3 separate regions of the Homo sapiens genome follow, and regions 2 and 3 are each linked to region 1. The links are chromatin contacts, found by Hi-C or POLR2A ChIA-PET in ENCODE. All regions are on one chromosome and are shown on one strand. Each heading gives the region's core, a stretch centred on a gene start or an enhancer-like site at or near the end of the contact. The rest is flanking DNA. Distances are from core to core; before and after follow the strand shown.

What was found. A loop is a pair of places that touch in the nucleus more often than their neighbours do. ChIA-PET counts read pairs that join two places held with the same protein, here RNA polymerase II (POLR2A). Pooled maps may share reads with other maps.
Region 2: a map of ascending aorta shows a loop between it and region 1 (11-fold over the local background). The contact joins the promoter of B3GALT9 here to the promoter of MRRF in region 1. A Hi-C loop is called at or near these places in 2 of 168 maps with a recorded cell type or tissue (ascending aorta and naive thymus-derived CD4-positive, alpha-beta T cell) and 10 of 50 pooled maps. POLR2A ChIA-PET finds 5 or more read pairs at or near these places in 1 of 52 experiments (CD4-positive, alpha-beta T cell).
Region 3: a pooled map shows a loop between it and region 1 (2.7-fold over the local background). The contact joins the enhancer-like site here to the promoter of MRRF in region 1. A Hi-C loop is called at or near these places in 1 of 37 single-sample maps with no recorded cell type and 7 of 50 pooled maps. POLR2A ChIA-PET finds 5 or more read pairs at or near these places in 1 of 52 experiments (activated naive CD4-positive, alpha-beta T cell).

The regions. Positions count from the first base shown.
Region 1 is chr9:122,262,581-122,266,703 of GRCh38, reverse strand. It overlaps MRRF (mitochondrial ribosome recycling factor), which reads right to left and starts at 1,822. Exons shown (of 7, transcript NM_138777.5): 1 at 1,766-1,822. It overlaps RBM18 (RNA binding motif protein 18), which reads left to right and starts at 1,864. Exons shown (of 6, transcript NM_033117.4): 1 at 1,864-1,989. RefSeq lists enhancers at 1,405-1,564, 740-1,710, 1,133-2,332, 1,711-2,682.
Region 2 is chr9:120,791,351-120,795,473 of GRCh38, reverse strand. It overlaps B3GALT9 (beta-1,3-galactosyltransferase 9), which reads right to left and starts at 2,007. Exons shown (of 3, transcript NM_001386823.1): 1 at 1,552-2,007. It overlaps FBXW2 (F-box and WD repeat domain containing 2), which reads left to right and starts at 2,058. Exons shown (of 8, transcript NM_012164.4): 1 at 2,058-2,120; 2 at 2,217-2,325. RefSeq lists enhancers at 1,045-1,134, 1,565-1,664, 1,727-2,357.
Region 3 is chr9:123,341,379-123,345,501 of GRCh38, reverse strand. No RefSeq gene overlaps it. Among named protein-coding and RNA genes, the nearest start is that of CRB2, 13 kb to the left of the region's middle. RefSeq lists an enhancer at 1,751-1,810. Within about 2 kb of position 1,966, at least 5 of the 41 ENCODE cell types and tissues checked have a DNase peak (open chromatin) inside an H3K27ac peak, as active enhancers do.

The sequences.
Region 1 (4,123 bases), core at 573-3,072:
GACCAACCCAAAATCCTGGCTTATCTACTGTCCCAGCAACTCTTTTCAATGCAGCTGTATACTAGCTTATAACATAAGCACTTCTATGAGTGTGCATATACGCAGGCTCTTGCATATAAAATACTTTCACATGTACCATCTTAACTGGTTCTCATAACTAAAGAGTGATAATCACCACCCGTATTTTGCAAAATAAGAAAAGTGATCTTTCACTTCTCCAGGGCTCCCCCTGCTCCAGGGTCTTCAAACATGCCATTGAATCTCCTTGATGATCTTCCCTCACCTCTTTAACTGTTTGTCTCCGTTTTTATTTCAGATTTCAGCTTAACCATCACTTCCTCAGAGGACGGCTTCCTTGGCCATCTCCTACAGCCCAACTAGGTCAAGTGTCCTGTAGTCTGCTTTCATAGCACCCTTTACTTCATCATAGCACTTAATTCTTAACAATACAAGCTAACATTTGTGTAATTATTTGATTGTCTAATTCCCTCCATATGACTCTAAGTACTACAAGGACTAATCTATGATTTTCTTGTTCACTGCTGTATCCCCAGTACCTGGTACATTGCCAGAACACAGAAGACACTGTGAATGTGATGAATACATCAGTGAAAGTCCAGAAAGATAAATTCCTTATCCAGGGTAAACCAGAATCGGATGGGAATCTACCCTTACTATTATGGTAGGTTCTGGGCTTCCCAGCGTTGCCTCCACTGTCTCTGGTTTGCCAGATTTTTGCTTAGAGATAGTAGATGATGTTCTTCTCTAAATGCAGTACCAGGTAAAGAAAGGTACTTGTAGTATCTGACTATACACAGAATCATTATGCACCTGGCACGGCCAAAGAAGGAATGAGACACTTTAACAGGTAGAGAAAGGGCTTTTGCCTAAGAGTTAAGAGATCTGGATTCCAGTATGCCTACCTTATCACTCCCTGCCATCTGCCATTTAGATTCATAATCACACGTATTCAAAAAGCATTTGCGGCAGCTCTACCACTGACTTGTGACTTGTACCAAGTGATTTCTCCTACGTAGATTTTGTTTCAACCATAAAATGAAGGGGTCAGATCAGGTTTTCATTCTTTCCAACTATAAAGCTTTCCAAAATGGGGGGAAATGCAACAGTGTGGTTTAAAACAAAATAAAGGCACTAAACTTAGAGAAAACTCCGAGTCTTGGTTCCAGCACTTCCTAGGCACGTGACCTTAAATCGGTCAAACTCTCAGGACTTCCGTCTCATCTGTAAAACGTAAATGACAATACTATTTGTCAGGGTTAAGTAAATGGAGAAGGGCTACTGAAATGACAACTGTTTTGCCACTGGGTGGCACAGAGTGGTGGTTAAAAGTCCAGGCTTAGGAGTCGGATAGCCCTAGGTCTGAATTTAAGCGCCCTCACTTTCTGACCGCGTGACCCTGGTAAAATTACCTATGTGAGCTTCCGTTTCTTCATTATGGGAGATAATAATATCTACTCCTATGGGATTGTTCTGAAACTCAAACGTTCCCGTCAAGTGTGCGGCTACTCTTTAGTAAGTTCCTCCAGCATCCCCTAAATTCCTAGCTGGTAAAAGGAGCCCCGCCCCCACCCCATGAGACTCGCTCCAATGCCACAGGTCCCGCCCTCAGCCTTAAAGGTCAAGCTGGACTCGAACGGGTCGGGGACGGTAGTCTGGTCCCCTGAGGTCCCCCAGAGGTCCCTGAGTAAGGGTCTCTGGCACCCAGACCACACGCGCCCCTCGAGGCCCTGTCAAGGACACTCACCAGCTATCGCCCAGGTTACTAAGGAAAGACTCGTGCGACGGCGGCGACCGCAGCTGCGCGGACGTCGTGACGTCACGAAGCCAGGAGGCGGCGCAGGCTTAACGCGTCACGGGCGGCCTGGCAGCTGGCGGCATTGAGGCGGACGCGTCTAGAGGTCCGTCTGACCGCGGCGTCGGGACCTGGTTTCCGGGCATGAGCTGAGAGCACCACGCCGAGGCCACGAGGTGAGTTCGGCCGCGACATGTCCCTGCACCTCAGCGATGGGCCCGCTAAGAGGTCTTACAGGAGGCCGCCCTCGCAGGACTGCATCTCAGGCCCCGCCCCGGATTGTCCTGTCGCTGGCCCGGAAATAACAATCCGAGTAATGACCCTTCGCCTGTAGGAATTCGCAGCCAGAAATCGGGAAGCCAGGGTTCCAGGCATGACCCCACCGCTTGCTGTTAGGATCAGGTGTCTCTTCTTCTCTGGATTGCACTTTCCCCAGATGACTATTTCTGGCTTCCAGAGTTATTGCAGCTCAGCTGGAAAGACAAATGTAACCGCGTTTTGTGAACTCTGGTAGTCTAAAGGATTGTTGCTATTGCAAACGCAAAGCATTTTGATAGTCCCGTGCCGTCTTGATCTTTTATTACCCTTTACCTTTCCTCAAAAAGCCATATTCTGAGCTGTCACCAAAATTGTCTTATTTAAGACTCACAACGACCTCGTGAGACGACAAATTGTACCCATTCTAGGAAGGAAAAAGAAACTAAGTCTTCGAGTGGAGAAGCGGCTTGCTTCATTTAGTAAATATTAAGCACCAACCGTGAGACAGGCAGTGTACTTAAGTGCTAGAAATAGAACCGTGATCAAGATTGGCAAGGTCCTGTGCTGTGGGAGCTTACGTTCTAGTGAAGGAAATAGAAGAGGAAACATTAAGTAATACATTGAATTAGCATTTAGTAGGAGGAAAAAGATGGAAAAGTGGCTATGATATAGAATAACAAGGAACTCTGTTTAGGAAAGCTTTTCTATCGAGAGGATGCTTAAAGAAAGGTCATGTGACTTGCTAAAGGTGCAGTTACTAGGTGCAAAAGTCAGGATTTGAACCCAGACCCGCATAGCCTGCACTCTTACCAGTAAAACATGGTACCTTTTCGTGGTAATAAATATTAATAGCTATTGGTATTATTCCTGATTTTAGACATGAGAAAATCAGAATGTCCTATCATTCAAGTCCCAAATGTCATCTCCTTTAGAGAGGCCTTCCCTCCACTCAATCTATAGTCGTCGAGTCCCTGTCACATCACCCTGCTTAATTGTGTTTGTGGCATGTATCACTAATTATATCTTCTTTATTTATTTTGCTTTTGTTTTGTCCTGCTCCCCTTCCAAATACAAGCATCCAGAGGATAGGGACCTTGCTTGTTCACTGCTCTGACTCCAGTAACTGGATAAGTCCTAGATAATAGAAGCAGTGAATTTATTTTTTGAATGAATGATTTGTTTAAAAAGTAGGGGGAAAGGAAAGCAGAGGGAAGACAAAAATGTGTCTCCCCTGGGATTAAATTTATGTCTGTTTCACCTTTCTCCCAGGAGGTAAGAACAAGAGCTGTGGCTTTTTCATTTGTCTATTTCAGTACATAGCCCAGAGTTTAACAGTTCCTAGTTGCTTGACTTACATTGCTGAACAGATTAAAGATGTGAATGGGAAAGGAAGAAAAATACCCTCATGTGCAGGGTATTCAATAAACAATTACCTAGGGACTGCTGTGCTAGACTTTACAGGGTGTGCTGAGATGATTAAGAGGTAATGGCAGTTGTTGTGACTGCCTCCATGGTTCCTGTAGTGCTGACCTCTGAGGTACTTCTGGGTATAGGATATGTGTTCTCTAGCAGGGACTTCTGAACTCTGACACAGCCTGCTGTCCTCCCAGCCCCTAAAGCTTTATTTCACATCTGTCGTCTCATTTTTGGTCCTCGAAGCCTTAAGTTATAAACAGGGCAAAATTTATTAAAGATGGGTAAACTGAAGCTCAGAAAGAAATAACTTCCAGTGGAAATGCCACAGTTTGTGCTGGGCATGGTGGCTCACACCTGTAATCCCAGCACTTTGAGAGGCCGACGTGGATGGATCACTTGGGGTCAGGAGTTGGAGACCAGCCTGGCCAACATAGTGAAACCCTGCCTCTACAAGAAAATACAAAAATTAGACAGGCTTAGTGGCATGCACCTGTAATCCCAGCTACTCGGGAGGCTGAGGCATGAGAATTGCTTGAACCCGGGAAGTGGAAGTTGTAGTGAGCCGAGATCGTGCCACCGCCCATGAGTCTGGGCAACAGAGCGAGAGTCTGTCTCAAAAACAAAAAAAAAGAGAAA
Region 2 (4,123 bases), core at 758-3,257, 1.5 Mb after region 1:
TTACGTCCACTTTGCAATTTAAAAATTTTTTTATAGTCATGAATTTTGCTCCTGGATCCCCTCTGGGCTTAAATTTGCACAATTTGGTTTCTTTGTTATGAGAGGTCCAAACAATATTATCTCTGGGGCAGCTCCATCTGGACTTTTCAATTTGATTCATCAAACTGTACTGGGGTTGAGAATGTTTGCTCCAAAGAGATATGGGTGCTTGATTTTCTTGATTACCCTGGTACTGCCTTCCCTTTCATAGAGAGTATCCAATCTGTATATCTGTCTTCCTAAATGTCTTATAATGCTGTGATCAGTCACGTTCTGACTTAGAAGTCTAGAGTGACATCCTGTTGCTTAGCAAATCAAATTTGCTCTCTTGAGACCTTACTTTTAGGACACCGTAGTTGACTTCCACCCCACATAATCAATTTTTATTTCCCATGTTTCAAGTACCCTAAATGAAGTCAGGATGCTTGGAACCTTGGCCATGCTCTACCATCTACTGGATATGTGTCTCTCTTATTGTCTATATTATTGGACTGTGCTATCAAGCATGGTAGCCATTAGCCTCATGTGGCTATTAAATTAAAATTAAATAAAATTAAGAATTTAGTTCATTTACATCAGGTACTTTTCAAATGTTCAGTAGCCACAAGAGACTAGTGACTGCCTTATTGGACAGCACCAACAGAACAACTCCATCACTGGCAAAAAGCTTATTGGACAGTGTTGGTATAAGATGTATGTGAATGTGCGTGTATGCATGTATGGCTTAGGAACCCTTACAGAGAAACAAGGATAACTTGTGCGCTGGGCATTGTGGTTCACCCCTGTAATCCCAGCACTTTTTGGGAGGCCCAGGCAGGTGGATCACTTGAGCCTAGGAGTTCAAGACCAGCCTGGGTAACATAGCGAAACCCTGACTCTACAAAAATACACACACACACACACACACACACACACACACACACACACAACTAGCTGGGCATGGTGACACGCGCCTGTGGTCCCTTCTACTCAGGAGGCTGAGGTGGGAGGATCGCTTGAGCCTGGAGAAGTCGAGGCTGCAGTGAGCCAAGATCGTGTCACTGTACTCCAGCCTGGGCGACAGAGTGATACGTTGCCTCAAAAAAAAAAAAAGGATAACTTGTGCTCTGAAGTCGGTTTGGGTTGAAATCCTATGACAGCCATTTACTATGACCTTAGGCAAGATGCCTAAACCTCTTTTGATTTCAGTTTCCCCATCTCTAAAAAGGGGCCTAATAATAGTTACTAGCTTGTGGGGTTGTTGTGGGAACTGAGTGAGATGGTACACAAAAAATGTTGAGAAAGAGTGCGTGGGATTTTTTAGCTCAGTTTTAGTTCTTGACGCCAAAAGGTTTGCATGCTTCATTTCCTTCAATCCTCAGAGCCTTCGGATGGGGACCTCACTATAATTGCTATGCAGATGAAGCAAAGTCTGAGAGGTTAAGTAACCGGGCCACAGCCAGAGTGTAAACGTTGTGATTCATTCAAATCTACATCACTTGACTGTCTCTTTTCATTCAACAACCTCCTTACCTTGCTTTATTTTTCTCCTTTGCACGAGCCTTAGTTTATCTGTCTTCCTCCTCCTAATAGATGTAAGGCCCAGGCGGTCAGGGGCTTTTGCGTTTTTTGTTCACTAACCCTATCCCCTAGAACAGCGTTCGGGATAAAGAGGTGCCCAACAGGTTGTATGAATTTGGACACGTCTCTTAACTTCTCTAAGCCACAGCTCCCTCTCCTCCGTAAAATGAGGATAATAAGAAAAACTACTGCAGAGCTGGTGCAAGATCAGATTGGAGGAGGGACATAAGCGCGCTGTGCAAACCTGGATGTACGGTACGAAAGGAACCTCCGTTCTAGGTTGCACCCAGCCTAAGCACCGTGAGGGCCGCGCGGCACGCGTTCAGCTTCCCGGGACGCTCTTCTCCCCACCCCTACTCCCGGCCTCCAGCCTCCCACCACCCACCTCCGGGCGGGGACCGGAAGTGCAGCCGCTTCCGCCGGGAGCCGCGGAGCTGAGGGACGCGCGGAGATGACGCAGGCAGCACCGGAAGCCGCTCCCCTGTGAGGCTGCGGACCGGGAGCAGCGGCCGCAGGTCCGGGTCTGTATGCGAGGCGGGGCCGGTCGGGGAGGGGACTCTTAGGCGCCCGCGGCTCTGCTGACCCGCCGCGCCTTGGCTGTTTTTCTTTCCCTGCAGGCGCCATGGCTGCGGAGCGGACCCGGCCGCTGCAAGGCTCTGGCGGTCCGAGCGTGCCTAGTAGCTGTGAACCCGGCGCGAGGTCCCGGGCCCCGGGGCGCTCGCTCAGGTCAGTGCCGCGCGGAACACGATTCCGAGAGCAAGGGACCTGGGAGCAACGAATGGGTTGATGGGATCTGGATTTTAGAGACGGGAAAACAGGGTTTTGGAGTTACTGCCTCCTACTGCCTCCATTTCCTTAGCTGCGAAATGAGTTAACAGTGATGTCCCAGGGCTACCAAACGTTTGAAAGACGATGAAGTGTGATGAGGTGGTTTATGAAGTACAAAGCGCTATACTGCGCCATAATTGTGGGTATGCCATGAAAACAGGTGTGTATGTGGGGTGCTGCTTGAAGTAAAGCAAAGATAACAATATTAATGCTAAGTAATAATGGTAACTGACATTTACTGTAGGCTTACAGCGTGCCGAGTACTGTGCTAAACGCTTTACTTGCACTGTCTTGTTTAACCCTCATAAAAACCCTTGTAGGTAATGCTCTTGGCTGTATTTTACAAGTGAGGAAACAGGGCATGAGACAGGTGAAGTGATTTGCCCAAGGTCACCCAGCAACAAGTGGAGTTGCAGAACACATATTTTATAAACATTATTTGTATTCTTTCAAAGCTTTAAAAAAATTCACCTTAAAACTAAAGGCTATTTTTTGATAGTATATTATACTTAACATGGTTTTCAGTTTTAAAAGGTATACAATAAAAAGGGACCCCTCATTCCTATTCTGCAGCTCTCCAGTTCTCTCTGGAGGCAACCAGGGTTATCAGTTTCTTGAATATTCAGAATACATTTTATGCATATGTAAGTTTATAGGTGTGTATACATTTTCAGCGCCTCTGTGCTCTTTGTTTGATAAGAAAAGGGGGAAATGAAGCCTCCTTCCCTCTACCACTAACAATTATGTTGCTTTCACTCTTGACTAGGCCAGGTTCTGATAGAGGAGGAGGGGAAAACACATTTACACTGTTTTCCAGAAGGTCCTGTCTCTAATACCTCTGAGTATAGGTTTTGGGAGAATGGGTACTGGGCAAAATATTGAGCCTGCTACTTCCTGTGCCATTCTGGGAAGGCCACTCCACTTCTTGAGCCGTAAATTTCCTCATTAATGTTAGTTAAGGGCGGCATTACTGATACCTTCCATGAGGTTATGAAGATGAAATGAGATAATGTTTACCAGTGGTACTTTTTCTTTAAAACCAATATAAATATGTGAGTTGCCTAGGTAACATAGGGAGTTAATGGCAGAACCTGAGACCAAACCCAGGCTCTCATTTTCCAATTTAGGAGTCTTTTTGTTGCATGACCCACTTTGTGATTATTGATACTGAAGGCAAGAGGGCAAGTTGAATGTTAACTCTGGGGTAGGGACGTAGGGTAAGGGGGCCAAACAGCAGGGAATGTGGGTAGAATAAGGCACCTACTGGGAAACTAGAGCCTCCAATAAACAGGTGCTCTTCTTTATAAAATTAAACCCCTAGTAAGTTTGAGCCCTTGAGTTTTTCTTCCAGGTATTTTGAAGAGAAACTTAGTGATAAGATGATAGGGTCAAAAGAGATGTTAGTGGTCATGTCCATTCCACCCTTAGTGTCACAGAAATCTTTACTGCCAGGTGTTCATAGTAGTAAAACTAACAAAAAGTACCATTTGAGTTTTTACCCGCTAGACTGTACACTGTGCTAAGCATGTCCCTGCTATATTTCTGAGTTTCACCCTTCAAGTTGGATGATGGCTTCCATTTTACAGATGATAAAACTGAAGCTTAAAAGTTAGTTGGACATGCCCATAATCACATAGGAAGTGGCTGAATCAGTAAAACATCTGGCCAACCTCCAAAGTATTTTCATTTATCACAT
Region 3 (4,123 bases), core at 717-3,216, 1.1 Mb before region 1:
GTCTGAGCTCCAGCTTGAGCTTCTATTTTCTCATCTCTAATATAGATGCAATAATAATAATATCCAATTTACATGAGTGCTATGAGATAACGCATGTTAAGCTCTTAGAACAGGGCCTGCCGGCCAGGCGCCATGGCTCACGCCTGTAATCCCAGCACTTTGGGAGCCCGAGGCGGGTGGATCACGAGGTCAGGAGATCGAGATCATCCTGGCTAACACGGTCTCTACTAAAAATACAAAAAATTAGCCAGGCGTGGTGGCGGGTGCCTGTAGTCCCAGCTACTCGGAAGGCTGAGGCAACAGCGTGAACCCTGGAGGCAGAGTTTGCAGTGAGCCGAGATTACACCACCGCACTCCAGCCTTGGCGTCAGAGCGAGACTCCGTCTCAAAAAAAAAAAAAAAAAAGAACTGGGCCTGTCACAAAGTACATGCTCAATTAAGCTCCTATTCTATATAGGCTGTCATGTATTCATACAACAAACACTGAGCACTTACTATGAACCAGGCATGATTCTAAGTGCTCTCCAAATTCTAACTCATTCAATCCTTTTAACAACTCTATTATTATCCCCTTTTTGCAACAAAGAAAACTGAGGCACAGAGAGGTCCAGTCACTTATTCAAGGTCACACAGCTGGTAGAAGGCAGACCTGGACTGAAACCCAGGTCTGTGGGACTCTCTGAATCTATCTACAAGGTATGTACTTCCCTTTTATAGTTCAAAATCCTCCTCCCCTCTCCCCAGCAGCAGCCCCTGTTAAATAAATCATCCAGTAACGGTTTCTAATTCCCAGACTTGGTTGCAAATGAATTATTCACATGGTAAGGCCTGCAAACTGCCGGCTGGGCCTCATTACCCAAGAAAGGCTGCCCGCCCGCAAGATGCTGCTCCCTCCCCTGGGCATGGGTCCTGGCAGGTTGGCCAGAGGTGGCCAGAGTTGGTGGGCCCCGCTCCAGTGCCCTGCTCCGGGAACTGGGAAGAGCAGCTCTTTTCCTTTCCCCCGGCCCTTGCTTTCTAATAAGCTCACAGTCTGATGTGGCTGAGAGACCATAAGCTCTGGACTCAGCCAGTCCTGGGTTCCAATCCTGGCTCTGCCCTTAGCAGCTGTGTGACCTTAGGCAGGTGGCCAGCCCTCTCTGAACCTCTGGGGGAGGCTGAGCAGCTGGCCCACACAATGCGGCACAGGGCACCACTTCACACTTCCTCTTCTTCCTCCATTTGCAGGCTGAGGCTTGTGCTGCCCCTCCAGGCCCTGTGCTAGATGCTGGGGACAAAGATCCTGTCCTGTGGGGACATCCAGCGTCTGACTGAAACACTGGTGTGAGCCTGAGCTTTGGGGTGGGTTGTGGGGACTACTCTGTGCTCCAGAGCCCCTCTTCAGGGCCAAGCTGCTGGGACTGCTGTTACCTCACTGGGTTATACCCCATGCCAGGGACAGCCTGTGGCCAGTGCCTGACCCATGTGTGGCTGCAGAGGCACGGCTCCTTCTCAACTAGGAAACCCTAGGGGATCGTCAGCTCCAGGGGTCCTCGTAGGGACCTCAGTTGCAACCTCACGGTGGGTCAGTCTCCTTCTGCCCAGTCAGCCTTGCTCCTTCCTTCCAGGTGGATCTCCCAAGGACATGCCCCAAGAAACACACGTGCAGTCCAGAATCTGTTTCCAGGAACGCAGGCTGAAATACTTGTCACAGACAATCCTGGCATTGAATGAGACCCAACCCAGGTCATCCGCAGACTCATCGTTCCCAGGCAGACTGAACCTCAATACTGCTTACAGACGGAGCCTAGTTTCCACCCCAGTCTAAGCTCAGATCCTAGTCCCAGACTGAGCCCAGGCCTCCCATGGAAAGCAGAGGGCCATTTGAGACAAAATGAAGAGAGGCTGCGTGGGAGGTAGAAGACTGGGGTGTGGCTTACACTGAGAACTGAGCCAGACTCACCCGGTCAGCCAGGAAGTCAGAGTCACGGAATCTCAATTCAGAGAGGTATTTCTAAAAAACACCTAAATGGGTTCCTCTTTATGGAAGAACCAAAATCTACCACGACTGACAAGAAAAATCCTAATAGCTGTGGGCACCAAGCCATGGGATCTACTTCCAGGTCCCTCTGCTTCCTCGGGACAACCCGTAGAGTTCTATTATCACCCATTTCATTTTATTTCAGTGCTTTATTATTGTGTTATATTGTATTTATTTTGAGACAGGGTCTTGCTCTGTCACCCAGGCTGGAGTGCAGTGGTGCAATCACAGCTCACTGCAACTTCTAACTCCCAGGCTCAAGCGACCCTCCTGCCTCAGCCTCCCAAGTATCTGGGACCACAGGCATGTGCCACCACACATCATCAGTTTTATTATTTTTTGTAGAGACACAGTCTCCCTCTGTGGCCCAGGCTGTTCTCAAACTCCTGGGCTCAAGCGATCCTCCCACCTTGGCCTCCCAGAGTGCTAGGATTACAGGCATAAGCCACCACACTCATCCTATATTATGGTGCCTTTTATAGACAAAGTGGCCAAGGCTCAGAGACATGCATGACTTGGCCTCTGGCCCACACTGTATTTCTATAGGATCTAGGCTCAATCAGGGGCTCATCTCCCAAAGGGAGACTCATAAGGAGCATCCAGGCCCCTCTGTCACCTGAACTAGCTAGTCACCAAGTTCCTAAGTCTTGCCCAGGGCAGCAGGGGTGTCAGGGAAGGGTAGTGAGTGGCACATGAATCTGTGCAACTGATCCAGCCCCAAATTCTGGCAGGCCATCATTCCCTTCTGGGTGTCCCAGTTCCTATCATTGGATGCTCAGAGTCATCTCCATAAGGTAGGCACTATTATGCAGACATGGCACAGGTAAGGAAACCGAGTCCCCCAAAAGGGGATCCCACTTGTCTGGGCTCACAGAGCTGAAACTCACCTCTGGAATTTCTGATCCTTGGTCTTCCAGCCTCTGCCGTTCTATATGGAAGAACAAAGGCCACTTCCCCGTGTGCTCCACACCACGGATTCTTCATGCATCTGTCCATCCACCCACACAGCATCTCTGTGACAAGCATCTTCTATGCACCAGGTCTGGGCTGGGTGCTGGGGACTGAGTGGGGAACCAGAGGCAGAGCCTGACCTTGCGGAGTGTTCAGGCTGGCAGGGGAGCCACACAGTCAATAAACGTGCTCACAAGAAATGAATGCATCTCCATGTGCTAAGCACTGGGGAGAAGCAGCCTGGGAGATCATGAGTGGTGTGACAAGGACTGTCTCTCTTGGGAGTGTTCTCTGGATTCCAGGGAACTCGTGGGCAGAAAATCTGCAGAGATGGACCATGTAGGCTTGGCCTCGGGGGACAGAGGCTAAGAGAAAGTGTGAATTATGCCCCAAAGGAGTCAGCTCACTTGCAGAGGCTGCAGCCACCCTACTTGGCTCCTCCAAGGAGATGGGGTCCTGGGGGCTTGGCTGCAGCAGGATATAAGTGAGGAGTTTATTGAAAATCTACCCCAGATTCACTTTGTGAGACGTCCCAGCTGGGGCCTGAAGCCTCCAAGAACTATATTAGAGCTTTAGGAGAAATAACGAGAAAGATTATTTCAGGAAGAGGGAACGGCATGAGCATACGGCTGGAGGTGGAAAACAGTAGGCAGACCCAGAAAGGTGGAGCAAAGAGAGAAAAAGGAGGAGAAACTGGGTCCCGGCCCTCAGAGACTTCACGGCACCCTGGGGAGACCCGGTTCCCACCGTGCACCAATAACAATAATTGCTGCCCTGTTGCAAGCTGACCCAGTGCCCAGAAAGGGTCACACATGATCTCATTGCATCCTCTCTAGATCCAGGAAGATGTTTACTGCCAGGTCCCACTTTGCAGATGGAAAACCAAGGTCAGAGGGGTTAAATCTGTCACCCAAGAGTGCAGCATTAGTAAGTAAAGGGTCAGCCTACAATTCCATGGTGCAGGGCTCCACAGCCCCTGCCCTTAACACTCCCCTATGTGCCCACAAAACAATCGGAGGAAATCTGGAGGTGATGGGCAAGGCCCATGCCAGCTCCACCTGTGGTCTTATCTGTCTCTCCCACTGAGCTGAGAGCTCATTTACCTCCGTCACCGCAGAGCCCCGCGTGACGCTAGGCACAGATCTGGTGCTTAGG